2 separate regions of the Homo sapiens genome follow, and region 2 is linked to region 1. The links are chromatin contacts, found by Hi-C in ENCODE. All regions are on one chromosome and are shown on one strand. Each heading gives the region's core, a stretch centred on a gene start or an enhancer-like site at or near the end of the contact. The rest is flanking DNA. Distances are from core to core; before and after follow the strand shown. Region 1 overlaps ECT2L (epithelial cell transforming 2 like). Region 2 overlaps CITED2 (Cbp/p300 interacting transactivator with Glu/Asp rich carboxy-terminal domain 2).

Region 1 (7,283 bases), core at 2,739-5,238:
AGTATTCACTTTGAATTATCCATTCTAAAAAGGAAGACAAAGAACAAGAATATCTAAAATTCACAGGAATAAAACAGTCTTGGAGTAAACCTAGTTTGATGTGATTTTCAAGAGAAAAAGACTATAAAACCTTTTCACTATCAATTTAAAACAACTCAAGATTTTTAATGGAGTTGAAATTCAAAGCAAAGATATATTCACTGAGATTTTCTTGTGTGTGGACGTTTTTGGGTTTTTTTAATTGTTGTTTTTTTTTTTTTTTGAGACCAGTGCTTCTAGAAGAAACTTATTTTTCCTTTTAAGTGGCTGCCTGTATTATAAGACCAAATTCTCTTCCCCACTGGACCTAACACACTATATTATGCGATTTATTTAATCCTTCTTTTGACACAAAGCTGGCCACATTCTGAAATGCCAGTCATTTCTCCTGAATGTGTAGCAGGTATAGAAGAGACTAGTGTGCTGTTACGGGTCAGTAACAGGGTTTGCTCAGCCTGGCGTGGCCACAGGAAGAGTGCGGAGAGACTCAGTGGGGCAATAGCCGTGTGCAGAAGGGGAGAAGGAGACGATTGCTTCTGAATGGCTGGAAGATTGGTTGTTTACAGGGGGTTGGGAAAAATATGAAGATTATGGGAGCTAGGTTTCTCACTTTTGGAAAAAGGATCTACAAGTATGTAAAGGAGGAAAGCTAGACTAATCTATATGCAGTTGGAGAGAAATTGGAGATATCACTAAAATCTCATGTTTTAAAATATGTATATAAATGAATGATACACAGAGACAGATGGCTGTATATGTACACGTGTGTACATATATTTCATGTTAGAGCACCTAAAAGCAATAACATCCCAGAAGCAATGAACACACCATAAACTCAGATCTTGGTTTCTCAATTCCGTTTCCTAATAAAACAAACCAGAGCTTACTGGAGAAATGGTATACTGATACCAGGGCAGGGACAAGGAAAGTATAAGATGGGTCTGGAACATTTTGACACCAGAAAATAAGGAAGTACTTAAAGAATCATGGACATACCAAAAGAATACAGAAGCTAATTTATTAATAAAGTCACTCCCACTGGCAAAATATGGAATAATTTGAGTATCAAAGTATATAATTAATGTAATATAGCCTATTGAATAAAACAGGCGTTCCTGAGTCCATACTGATATAAATATACCCATGAATGAATAAATAAATAGGGGAGAAGGAAAACTACCTCACAACAGAACACCAATTAGTACAAGCAGAAGGAATTAAGAAATCAGGAAATCACCACTTGGAGGCCATCATAGTAATAATTGCTTCAGGTAAGAATCATCAATGAGTGGCTCACGCCTGTAATCCCAGCACTTTGGGAGGCCGAGGTGGGTGGATCACCTGAGGTCAGGAGTTTGAAACCAGCCTGGCCAATGTGGTGAAACCTGTCTCTACTAAAAATACAAAAGTTAGCCGGGCATGGTGGTGTACGCTTGTAATCCCAGCTACTCAGGAGGCTGAGGCAGGAGAATCGCTTGAACATGGGAGGTGGAGGTTGCAGTGAGCCGAGATCGCGCCACTGTACTCCAGCCTGGGTGACGAGCAAAACTCCATCTCAAAAAAAAAAAAAAAAAAGATTAATGAATGCTAAAAGTAGTGGGTGAAAGCTTGATAAGAAACAGGATATTTACATAGAATAGTTTTTGATTACTTTAAAATTAATCAAATACTTTTAAATTGCTTATTAAATATAAATTAAGTACAAAATACTTAATTAGCTATCTTAACCAAGGGATGTAATCTCCAGCTATGGGACAAATTGATATGCTATGCCCCCCGACGCGATCCACTGAGAACACAGCATCATTTCCGCGCTATTCCTGCCAAGAAGGCATAACCTGAGCGTAATCTTGAGGAACCATCACCCAACCAGAAATCGAGGGTCATTCAACAAAGCAGCAGGCCTGTGCTCTTCAAAAGTATCAAGTCATAAGAGACAAGGAAAACCTGAGCATTTGCTCCACATTGAAGGCAGATCTAGAGACATGGAAACTAAATACAGTAGATAACCCTGGGCTGGATTCTGGACCAAATGGAAAAGGGTGATTATAAAGGACATTGCTGGAGCAATCAGGAATATGGGAATGGAGTCTGCAGGGTGGATGTAGTATTGTATCAGTGCTGATTTCCTGGTAATGCTGGATGTACTTTGATTTTTCAGCAGTGTGTCCTTGTGTTTTAGGAAACACACATTGACACACTTAAGGTAATGGGCATCATGTTCGTAATTTACTCTCAAGTGATTCTAAATAATAAGGCAAAAATGGTAAAATGTTAGCTATTAAACTGTTAACTATTTTTTTTTTTTTTTTTGAGACAGGGCCTGGCTCTGTCACCCAGGCTGGAGGGCAGTGGCGCAATCTCAGTTCACTGCAACCTCTGCCTCCCGGCCTCAAGCAATCCTCCCACCTCAGCCTCCCAAATTGCTGGGGACTCCAGGCATGCACCACCATACCCGGCTAATTTTTTTGTATTTTTAATGGAGATGTGGTTTCACTATGTTGCCCAGGTTGGTTTTGAACTCTTAAGCTCAAGCGATCCGCCTGCCTTGGCCTCCCAAAGTGCTGGGATTACAGGCTTGAGCCACTGCGCCTGGCCATAACTATTAAAATGTTAACTAAATGAGGAAGTCCAGGTGAAAGGGATAAAGACATTATTTGTACTATTCTTGCAACTTTTCTGTAAGTTAAAAATTATTGCAAAATGAAAAGTTTTTTTTAAGTGGCTAAAATTTTTTTTTTAAGTTTGCTTCAGTTCCAAGTTTTAACGATTTATTTTCTGTGTTCTTCCTCCCCTGGCCTTAAGTCACTGCTGTTTTTTTGATCCCTGTCCATGTAGCCTTGTCACATCCTGAGACAAAACAGAGTGGCGTAAAATGAACCTGTTGGCAGGCCGTTGTGAGGAAAGAGACAGAGAGAGAGAATGAGAGTGTGTGTGTGTGTGTGTGTGTGTGTGTGTGTGTGTGTGTGTAAACGGGGGCAAAGAATGGAGCCGGGCCTGTACTGGTAGCATGTAGTATCCACAGACAGAAGTGTCACTTGAGGATCTTGTCAGTATCAACAATAAAGCACAGGTAATAACTGTCATTTCCTTAGAGATTAACATTCAAGCTGAACAAGACTGTGACAATGCCAAGAACAGTTAATTTCTAATGAATTACTGTCCTCATTGCCTGAGTTAGACTTCAGGATCATTTTGCTAGCCTTTGAGATAAGTTTTACTCTCATTTACTTGGAATTATAAAATACAGTAATAAAATAAGAGGCAAAACAGAGATGTTTCCGGCCTCCTTTCCAAAGAAGGGTCTCAGTATCTTTAGATTTTCATGTCTACTACCTTCCCACCTCACAGCATCTATTGTTCCATCCCAGCAGAGCAAAGGAGAATTGAATATGAATTACTTCCAAAAGTAAACCTTGGTTATACATGTTTTATATTTGTTCCTATTCTATGCTGCTACAAGGACACGTTTGAGTATAATGAATCTTAAGAAGAAAGAAAAATGCTTCCGTCACATTAAAAAAAAATACATGATCAGCAGAACTAAGGTAGGGTAGTTTGTAGTAATGACATTGCAGGGCTCATCACATTTTAGTTAATGTTGCAAAGTAAGAAATCTGTGAAGAGAAATAACAACATGTAAGGAGACAGTGAAAAAATGTGTTTTGCTCATTTATTGTGACGAGGATGGTGTCATTTAAATAATTCATGATAATGCTTTGCAGTGTGCCACTGAATGTACAATGTGTACTTTGCAAAAATAACAAAGCTTAGTAATGTGGGACTTGAATTTAATTATCTGCTCTTAAATTTCTGATAAGAAGTAGAAGCTGCCAAAATTGTGATGAAAATGACTAGGAGAACAGCTTGGAGAGAGGCCTGTGGAGGGGAGAGTGGATTTGGCAGAGGTCCCTGTTTTCTGGTTGCCTAGGTAGCACCTCTAAGCCTTGTCGGGTGGCTTCTTTACAAACACTTTTATGGCTTGGTCAGGGTCTGGGTGCTGTTCATACCCCAGTTTCAGTCCCTGGTGCATTTTTTTTTAATTATTTATTTATTTATTTTTGAGCTGGAGTCTTGCTCTGTCACCCAGGCTGGAGTACTGTGGCGTGATCTCTGCTCACTGCAACCTCCACCTTCTGGATTCAAGCGATTCTCCTGTCTCAGCCTCCTGAGCAGCTGGGATTACAGGTGCATGCCACCAAGCCCGGCTAATTTTTGTATTTTAGTGAAGACAGGGTTTCGTCACGTTGGCCAGGCTGGTCTCAAACTCCTGACCTCAGGTGATCCTCTGGTGCATGTTTTAATGGGGCCAAAAGGAGATGACACAAGGGCAAGGGGAACCATAGGCATCTGTGCAACTCCTGAGTTGCATGAAAAGGAAGACAAGTTGGTAAGTGACAAATACCGATGGCCGTACAAATGTGCTTTTGGATCCAACAATTCGTCTTCTAGGGGTTTTTCCTAAAACAATGATTAAAGATATGTCTAAGGATTTAGCTAAAGGATGTTCCTCTAAGTGTTGTTTTTAGTAGCAAAAGCTGGGGGAAACAAGTTAAATGTCTGAGATAAGTTATGGCATATCTATAAAATCTAATCTTCCTAGAAATCAGTAGACTGAGCTGAAAGGGGAATCTATGTGATATGGTTTGGCTTTATGTCCCCACCCATATCTCATCTCCAATTTTAATCTCCATAATCCCCACATGTCAAGGGAGGGACCTGGTGGTGGGTGAGTGGATCATGGAGGTGGTTTCCCCCACGCTGTTCTTGTGATAGTGAGTTCTCATGAGATCCAATGTTTTATTGGCGTTTGACAGTTCCTCCTTTTCTCTCTCTCTCTCGCCTGCCGCCAGGTAAGATGTGCCTGCTTCCCCTTCCACCGTGATTGTAAGTTTCCTGAGGCCCCCCAACCCATGCAGAACTCTGAGCCAATTAATGCTTTTATATTTATAAATTACCCAGTCTCAGGCAGTTCTTTATAGCAGTGTGAAATGGACTAATATGCTATGAACTAATTTCAAACAGCTAAAAGCACTGGGATTATGAAGCATAATCTCTTCAAATGGAAGAGTAATGAAAAAAGAAATCAGCAAGTTATAAATTAAAAAAAAAACAACAAAAAAACACAAGGACACTAAATGGGAGCTGAAATTGAGAAATTCACAGAAGAATTGGGCCCAGTCTTGATGAGTAGTGCTAGGCTTTCCTACTGACAGGAGTCCAGACCTTGCAGGGAAGAAGCAAGGAAGCACACCTTCTCCTGGGCTGCTAAAGGAAAGGGAGACCTGGGGGAAATCAGAACAGGCCTGTACCTTGCATGGGCTTAAGTCCATATTAAATCTCCTGGCACATTAGAGACCCTGAGCTACCATAGAAACATAAACGCTGGTGAGAAAATAAGAAACCCAAGGGGTTCCTGGAGAGGAAGATACATATGTGAACCATCCCATGTGCCTCCACAACCCAGGGCAGTTATCCTCCCTTTGGAAAATAACCTCAGACTAAAACACCATGAGGGAAGGCCAGCAAATGAAACAAACAAGGGATCCGTCATCTCCAGAACTGAAGGTAATGAAAGAATCCAAGAGATTTTAACATAAACATGCTGAAAATATTCAAAGAGAAATCAAGGTAATAATAGGAGTGAATGTTTGAAATGTTCATTTGGAAAAAAAAAAAACAGACATTTGAAGTAAAAAATATATAGTTTTTGAAATTAAGAGAAAACTGAGTAAGTTGGATAATAAACTTGAAACCAAAGGAGGGAAAACTAGAGAATCTTAAGCAAAATCTGGACCATTGAATATTATAAAGTCATTTAAAATGATAAAAAAAATTGAAGACATTTCACTTAGTTTCATGCACTATTATCCATAGGAGAGTTTCATGCAGCATACAAAGTTCCTGAAATATCTGGTAAATTTTATATCTATGCATATATATGTCTTTCCTGGGGGGAAGATTTATAGTTTTTGGTGTAATTTGAATATCTCTTCTCAAAGGAATACATGATCTAAAATTGTTTAATTAAATTGGTATGTGCATGTTTACTGTGATTGTACAGTTCACGGATTCACTTATTAAATCAACATTATTTTGAATCCCTTCTTACATTCTGCGGTTTTAATGAGACAAAGAAAAATGACACAATTCCTGCCTTTATGGAGCCTACAGTATGGTTAGGGACAGCACCAATTTTTAAAAAAATCTAATAAATAAAGGTGAAATTACAACTGTAGTTAATCTTCTGAAGAAAAAGTACATGTGTGGAAAGGCTTCCCTGCGGGAGCTAAGTGGGTTAAAGGCAACTGGGAGAAGAAGGCAGTGGAGGTAGAAGAGCCTCCTAGGTAGATGGCAATGTCAAGGGCAAAGGCAGCATCCCTGAGGAGCTGGATGAAGGTGAGTTGGGCTGAAGCACCAGGAACTATGGAGAAAGAGGGAAGAGGGGAAGCTGAAGGGGTGGTTAGAGCCATATCCCTGCAGGGCCTTGGATGCCATGTTAAAGGTTACAATTTTTTAAACTAAAACTTTTAAACAGGGGCATGATGACATGGTCTCAGTGCCATTTGAGAAGCCAACACTGACTGCACAGGGAGAGAGTCCAGAATGATGGGGAGACCAATTAGAAGGCCATGGCCATAGCCATAGCCCAGGCCAGAAATAATGGTAGGTTGGCCTAAGCTGGTATTGATAGAGATGTAGAAAATTGAACACATGAGAGATATTGGGGGTAAATTGATAAGTGGTGATTAGATGAGTCTTGGGTTTCTAACTTTTGAAACTGGATGGCTGGTGGTACCATTAAAATAGAGAATATAGTCACATTGTGCTTACGACGATTGTATATACTTGGACATGTTGGTTTTGGGGTGTTCTCAAGACATTCAAAATTAAATATCAAGTAAGCAGCTGGATATATAATTAGGAACTCAAAGGCAATGTCTGGGCCAAAGATAAAAATGGCCTGATCACTGTTAGAGAAATATTAAATAAAAGCCTGGGTATGGATCAAGTGCTCTACACAGAGAGCACAGAGTGAAAAGAGAAGCAGAGTTCCCACAGGCTGGAGGAATGCCCACATTTAACGACATGTAGAGGATTTGTCATTAAACAACATGGAAAGGACAGGACCGAGAGGTAGGAGGAAGCCAGATTAATCTTCTGTCATGGCATCCACAGGAAGATTGTCATTTCGAGGAGTGAGTACTTGTTCATACCGAAAACTGCAGAGAGGACAAGCAAGA
Region 2 (7,694 bases), core at 1,164-3,663, 540 kb before region 1:
TCAGTGGCAAACATTTCACAGATTTTTATTTTGTTTCTGTCTTCAACATTTTTGACACTGTGCTAATAGTTATATTCAGTACATGAAAAGATACTACTGTGTTGAAAGCTTTTTAGGAAATTTTGACAGTATTTTTGTACAAAACATTTTTTTGAAAAAATACTTGTTAATTTATTCTATTTTAATTTGCCAATGTCAATAAAAAGTTAAGAAATAACTTGTTTTCTAGAAGTCATTTGGGGGTGGTTGTTCCCTTTGGTGGCTTTTTTCCCCCCGTCTTTGAGTTGAACACTATTGATGAGAGTAAGCATTCCAAAGGATAAATTACAGGACACTAAAACAGGTCATGATGAGCTTAAGCGGAGAGCAGGATTTAACATAATTGGCATAATGCTTCATTGTTATCATTGTAACATGCCTCTTGGTGTGCTTTAATCAAAAGCTGCAAAGTTGTCACTGCTTTTTTTTTTTTCTTAATTGCCATCATATCAAGTGTACTCCAGAGTTAGAAAGGTTTGCAATACTCAACATTATCTTTTTCAATGGGCAGGAGGCAAAAAAAATCAAGTGTTTCTGTTTATACCTGATTCAACTACTTAAATAGAGGTAGATTGGAATAATACACTGATTGATTGATGGGTGGCATTAAATATAAATCTACCTTTATCTCCAGTGATGAGAGTTTTATTTCTCAGCAAAAGTGCCAAGGATAGGTACATATTTTCTAGCGTAATCTCTGAAACAGTGTCTGACTGGTTTATAGTTCTGAGAAAGATGAGGCAGAATTCCACTTTGAGGCTTTTGTCCTATAATATTTAAAATGTACTCAGGTTGACTCAAAGGTCAAATTACAGTCTTTACAAGATGTTCCCTCTTAAGCATGCCCTGTTTTCCTGAATTCTGAGTTTTCCTGTTGCATGCATGGGATGCAAATCACCTGAAAATTATACTTTAATTTTACCTGGATAGATGTCTTATCAAGAAGACCATAGCTACAACTAAGTGGGTATCAAGTTTTGCCTTATATAATCAAGCAAAGGAAAAAGTAATATTGTGAAAATCTCAAATTATCCCAGGTGGAAGGAGAAGGAATTTTGTTTTTCATGTTTTCATGGCTTATCTTATGTTTATAAGAGCAACACACCTACCTTCAAGAAAAAATACAGACTTTTGTACGCAACTTACTAGGGGAAGTAAAAAATGTAGGTTGAGGAAAATCTTATAAATAATGCTTTAAAAGAACATTTCATTTAGACTCCGATTCTCATCTTAAATTCCATATTTTATAAGAAATCAGGAGGAGCGGATATTTAGAAGTGTTATGAGAGAGTAAGTTGGGCATAAAGGCTGCTTTAAGTATAATTCAGATCACCTGCATTTTATAATTTTATTTCCAAGGTAGGCCATGTAAAATTAAAATGCACACACTCCACTGGGTTTTTTATATACCTCTATAATTGACACTTTCTTCTTTAAAATTATGTTCAAATAAATATACTGAATCATCCAAAACTCTTTTTACCCTACTTTAAAAGCTGATCCAGATTTCCACATTAATAGTTAAAGCTGAAGTTTTCTTCAGCTAAGACATGTCAATACTAAATCTGCAATCAGCAATGAATCTTTCTGGCTAAGCATTTTCACAGTAAGTTTTTCTTTCTCTCTCTCTCTTTTTTTTTTCCAGAGGCTTAAGTGAAAAAATATGTTTGCATACATATTAATACAGCAACTCCAATCCTTTTTCACTAGTGCCAGGAAAAAAGGAAAGTGATTAAATGCATTTTTTTTTTTTTTTTTGCATAAAGAAGCCAAAGAATTGTCTTGCCACCACCCTTCACCATTTATTCTGCCAGGGAATAAGCCACAACACCTGCTCTGTCACTAAATTCCTCCTGCTGCTCAAACGCCGGAACACGTATGTGGAGATGCAGAGCCCAAGGAACTATTATTAGATCTTGAGCCCATCCCTACCAGAACAGAGGACTCAAACAGAGGAGCTGGGCTAAAAAGCACAATTTGTCTTCAGTACAAATACAAACGCTCCCGCACCCCAGTTCACTTGAGTGATCTCTGTTTCATTAAAAACTCTTTCTTGATCAACAATTGAGCAGATTCTACATGATATCTGCAGGTCTCTTAAGCAGAGAAAAATAACTCCTTGTTTCAACAACCTGATTAATGAAACCTGTACAGTGACCTAGATCACCCGGCTACTGGCAGACATTTGCAAAACCTTTTGTGGTCTTGCTTCCTACTAAGTTGCTTATAGCATATGGGGAAATTTGACCTCTGTACCTTGGCTGTTTGTCAAAAAGTTCTAATATGATACAAGAGAGCTTCTGTTCTTTAAGCTTTGCCCAAAAATAGACACTCCATGCTTGATTTTCAAGAAGAGATCAATGATAAGCTGCAGTGCAACCTCATAGCTACATGTCAGAAAAATAAGTCCACATTAATAAAAACGTATACTTCTGTCTTGTGCCTGATAAAATCCTCGTGACAGTATCTTTGCGGGAGCTGATAAAGACGTTAGAGCTATGGATGGGTCTTTGAAGAACAGTTACCTAATCACCACTGTTTATGGGGTGCTGGGCTAGAGCACTAGTAGCAGAAGGCTGACATCTATTGTGAAGTTTATGGTCTCCATGACTTTTACTACTGTAAACGCCTGGGATGGCTATAAATTGATGTCAACATTAAAGGCCAGATCCTTTAGAGAAAAATATTAATCCACTAATCTATTATGGGTGGCCAGCTTTGCAATAAAAACTTTGCAGCCCCGGACCATTAGGTGTTTTCGCCCCCTTGTGGAATTTATTTAGAAGGTCAATGAAAAGCTGTTTCCTCAAGAGCTTTTTCGCTTTTTTGTTTGTTTTGTTGCCATTTCTGAAGACTTTGTTTTCTTCTTTGAGCAAACAGCACATATTCGAGCAACACATTTTTTAAATCAAAGAAGATTCCAAAATAAACATCCTTTATAAAATAAGAATATTTTACTTACCAAAAACCTTAACCTATGATTAAGTGTGCATAATTGAGATTTGCCTCATATTTGAAAATATGCATTACCTAAGGGGTTTTCTTTTAAAAGTGTAAGGAGCAGTGGTTTGGGCTGATGCTTTAGCCTGCAAACTGAGGGGATGGCAAACCCTCAGCGCCTCCACAACAGGACTGTTGATTTGCAGTAAGGGTAAATAACAATGCATTTGACGGTATGAGGTTGGAAAGGTGGAGGGAAATATCCAGGAATGCAGAATGCAATTATCCACATTGGAATGTGACCAAGCCACCAGCCCTAATCTTGTGAAAGGACTGCAGGATCTTTAATGAGGATGAGTGTTGCTGTCTAATTGAGTCAGTAAAATTTACTTTAAAATAAACTGGGCAGATAACATTGTCTCCAAAAAATAAATAAATTTAGAATTCAAGGAATTTAAGACCCATGCCATTGGCAATTTTTTCCTCTGCAGTGGAAATGTTTTGCTAGCATGAAAGCAGCAGTACACCTCTTCAGAAATGCATGCTTCAGAGATGGTATTTATCATTTTGGGACTGCACCACTATCATCAAAATCAGCGCTCCCAGGCAGGTTGAGGCTGAGCCTCCAGAAGAGAACAATAGGTAGCACATCAAATGACTCAGCCAGTGAACCCCTATTATCATGGGCTCTGTTTGTCTTCTCCCCCTAGAATAGAAGGAACAATGGCAATGTCAGAATTTTAATTGCAATGGACTGGCTTAAATTACTTGACCTATTTTTATGCAGCAAGGAGAAAAATGATTCTTTTTTTTTCCTGGTAGCCATACTTTTAATTTAAACTGGAAAAGGAAATATAAGAATATTTTCCATCAAATAACATACTGCTGATAATTTTAGTTTGCCTTGTAGTGAGACCTACCTATATTTTAAAAAAATATTAAAACATCTGAAATAAAGAACTTCTTCCCTTCCCAGGAAGAAATTAAACTCATAAGTAATGCAGTAATGCTAAAGAGTGAGAAAATATTCTAAGAGCGGCTGGCGTGAATTTCTATCATATTTTGATATTTATACACAATGAAAGAAAAGCTATGATAAGTAAGAGTCTGTTGTGTTGAGGAACTGAATCCATGATCCTTGGGAAAGAGAAACTATCAGACCGACCTCTTCCATACTGTCTATGAACAAATAATGACTTTTTAGCGGCTGGATTCTTATCAGTTACTTCCTTCCCCTAGAGGAGCACTAAATGAAGCAGCCCCAGGAGGCAGTTAGTGGTGCTTTTTGAGAATTCAGCTTGGCTAAATCAGGACTTGCAGAGTGAGCAAAAAGCACATGAAAGAAAGATGGACGGTGAATATTATTACTTGCTTTATATGTTATTAGTTTTCATTAGGCTGAACTAATCTGAAAGATTAGTGAGGCAGGGGCACAACCAGGGGTGAGGACTGTGGTTCACGGAATTCTTGGAATTTTCCCATGGTATCACCATTGTGCTCAGCCCTGAAATCCCTCCCTTTCTTCCCTCTACAGTAGAGTGGTTACTTGATTACATTTTGGGTTGCTGAACAAAGCCGACAGGGGAATCTGTCTCCTGAGGAGCCTGTAGCAAGGCAAGGTTAGCGTGGTGCGCATTGCAGGAGATATGCAAATAGGCGAGTGGCTTTTGAAAAGTTAATAGTGCCCAAAGAATTCTGCCTGTCCATTCCTGAAAGCTGAGTGGGGAGCAAAATTAAGGCTTGAGTGCAAGTCAAACTAGCACAAAATCAGGAAAAGTCAGCCAACTCCAGATTGTCAGTACTGTTTTTATGAACACATGCTACAGTGAAGGAAATGGGATTGGAGGCTATTGAGGTCTTTTCTCTTTGGGTTTTCCTATGGATTGGTATAACATTTGGCCTTGTGATTTCCTTAGTCACTAGGCCACAGAATTTTATTGTTGTTAGTGGTGGTGGTTTATTCTCGTAACCCACTGGGTTTGGGGTTTGGTTTGGGTTCCGTTGGGTTTTTTGCTTCATGACAGTTGCTATCTCCTTAAAGCACATATAGTATACTTCAATTGTGCATACACATTCTTAGATCACCTTGTAAATATGGCCCCGTTGCATGTATTTTGGATAACTCTTGAAAGGAGGATAAGCAAGATGATGACCAGTTTCATACATCTCTCTTCACCCTATGTGTTTAGCAAACATAAGGACGATGAGGCCAGTAGGTGAAAAATGATTGAACTGACTGTTATGTTCCTAATATGAACTTAAATATCTAAATGTTTCTAAGATCCCCTTCTGACACCATTTTTTGGATCAATAGTTCTCAGCTGGGTAGAGGTACCTCTCAGGCTGGGGAGAAGGGAGAGAAAACAGTAACTTATAAAAACATATTCCATACTATATTTGGACAGATGTTTTAATACACATTCTTTTAGTAAAACAAAATGTAGAAAGACATTTCAAACTCTTATTATTTTTTTATTTATTTTGTTTGAGACAGAGTCTTGCTCTGTTGCCAGGCTGGAGTGCAGTGGCGCAATCTCAGCTCACTGCAACCTCCACCTACTGGGTTCAAGCGATTCTCCTGCCTCAGCCTCCTGAGTAGCTGGGACTACAGGCACGCACCACCATGCACAACTAGTTTTTTTGTATTTGTTGGCCAGGATGATCGCAATCTCTTGACCGCGTGATCCACTCACCTCGGCCTCCCAAAGTGCTGGGATTACAGCGTGAGCCACTGCGCCTGGCCTCAAAATCTTCTTGACTGATAGGGCATAGATTTTTAAATGGTAAGAAACACTGTTTAGACTGCATGGGATCAAATCGAAGAAATTTACCCTTCAATCAACATCTCTTAACAAATCTCTCTGTTGACCATAAGTTTCCTGTGGCTGCCTTGGTTGAGCACTTACTATGTGACAGATATTGTGGTAGGCACTTTACATACATAATCTCATTTAATGCTCACAATATGCTTGCAAGATTCATGATATTCTTCCAAATTTACATAAGGAAATTGACATTTAGAGAGGAAGTCAACTGCTCAAGGACAACACAGTAGCGGATAGAGGAGCAGAGTAGTTTCCAGACCTAGCTTCCGAGTCAGTGCTCTTTCTAAGACGCAGTGCTGCTGTGATAAACCAAATGACACCTATTCTTAAATGCCACTGATTGTAAAATGATCAATAAGTGATTAAGAGAAAAACCCATTACATTACATGAACACAAGTTCTAAAATATATGAACACAACTATACCATGTATTTATCCGTACAATCACACACCGTTTCCTTTTGGGATTCACAAGATTCGGGTCTACGCTTTTTCAAATTTGGTATAAAAATTCCTCCAAATTAAGTGTGACCCCTGAAAGTGCATGAGTAGCCTCATGGTGAGCTGCTTACCCCTTCTTAATATTTTGACCTCGTTAGCACTTCAAGTCAAATGAAAGAATATCAGTGATTTAAATTGCGGTTTCAGTTTTTTTTTCCTTAACTGAATTCCTTCTTGCTGGAAATAAACAGTTTCTTTCAGAAATTAAGCCAATGCCTTACCCTCCCAATTCTATACTCTATTAAATGAGAATGTTAGTTACTAAATTCTGGCACATAAATATGACCGCTTTACAACTCGCCCAACTGCCTGCCAGCGATTATGTTTTAATATTGATTATAAGATTCAGGCTGATTTCATAATGTTAAGATTTTTTTTAAGTACATGTTAGAATAAAGGAAATACAATATTTAGTTACTTTACACTTAACTAATCTTCCTCAATTTATCCAAAGTTTCTTGATGCAAATGTAAACTCACATTCTCTTACTTTGGTCTTCTATGGAAATGGAGAACTCTTCTATTAATAGTTACTGAAAAGAATAGTAGATCAGGAATAAAAAACATAGGTCTAGTCTTAACTCTGCAACCAAATAGCTGTGTAATTTAATCATTGTTGACTCAAGTTTCTCCATCAGTAAAATGAAGATGTTTAATTAATACATCTTGTATTCAAATTCTCATGAAGAAAACATAAGCCCGTTCCTATCATTTCTCCTCCTCTGAAAACATGGAGTACAATATTATAAGACCACCTCAAAACCTGTTCCATCATTCTTACCATTGTTTTTCCAAGCTCACCGTGAGTCTGTGGGTGTGCCATAGACCTGACCCAGTTGTGTCAACTTTCCAAAGATTGGAATCGTCTCTGTAAATATTCCCTTTCATTGCCATAATGAGCACAAATTTTGGCTACTGAGATTTATCAGCCTGCAAGCAAATGCCAAAAAAGCTTGCCACCCTAGGAAATATTTCCAGAACATGACATTGCAAATTTGCTGATGCAGTTGTTTAAATTATGTGTGTGTGTGTATGGTGTGTAACTTACTGAAAATAATTCGATCAATTCTTTATTTCAGGTTCTGTTTTATATTCTTACAGATTAATTTCACTTTTCCAACCTCATAAATAACAAACCATAACTATTTGAACTCTCTTCCTTTCAAACATCTTTTCCTGGGCCACAATTATTATCGTCATCATTAGCATAACTGTTAGTATTATTTACTTTCTCAGAGAGGCAATCCTATATACAATGCTAAGTCAGAGGAAGCTAGCATGTGTTGAACACTATAATAAGCAGATACGTAAGAGTTTTCAAGTAGTTAAGAGGCATTTGTCTATATCCATTTATCTATTTCTCCCTCCCCAACTTTACAACACCACATTC

What was found. A loop is a pair of places that touch in the nucleus more often than their neighbours do. Pooled maps may share reads with other maps.
Region 2: a map of left ventricle myocardium inferior shows a loop between it and region 1 (3-fold over the local background). The contact joins two enhancer-like sites. A Hi-C loop is called at or near these places in 2 of 168 maps with a recorded cell type or tissue (heart left ventricle and left ventricle myocardium inferior) and 2 of 50 pooled maps.

Annotation. Positions count from the first base shown.
Region 1 is chr6:138,830,621-138,837,903 of GRCh38, reverse strand. The region is part of intron 4 of ECT2L (epithelial cell transforming 2 like); the gene reads right to left. Among named protein-coding and RNA genes, the nearest start is that of ECT2L, 38 kb to the right of the region's middle. Within about 2 kb of position 3,988, at least 4 of the 41 ENCODE cell types and tissues checked have a DNase peak (open chromatin) inside an H3K27ac peak, as active enhancers do.
Region 2 is chr6:139,364,779-139,372,472 of GRCh38, reverse strand. CITED2 (Cbp/p300 interacting transactivator with Glu/Asp rich carboxy-terminal domain 2) reads left to right here. Exons shown (of 2, transcript NM_006079.5): 2 at 1-666. Among named protein-coding and RNA genes, the nearest start is that of CITED2, 6.0 kb to the left of the region's middle. RefSeq lists an enhancer at 2,836-3,654. Within about 2 kb of position 2,413, at least 11 of the 41 ENCODE cell types and tissues checked have a DNase peak (open chromatin) inside an H3K27ac peak, as active enhancers do.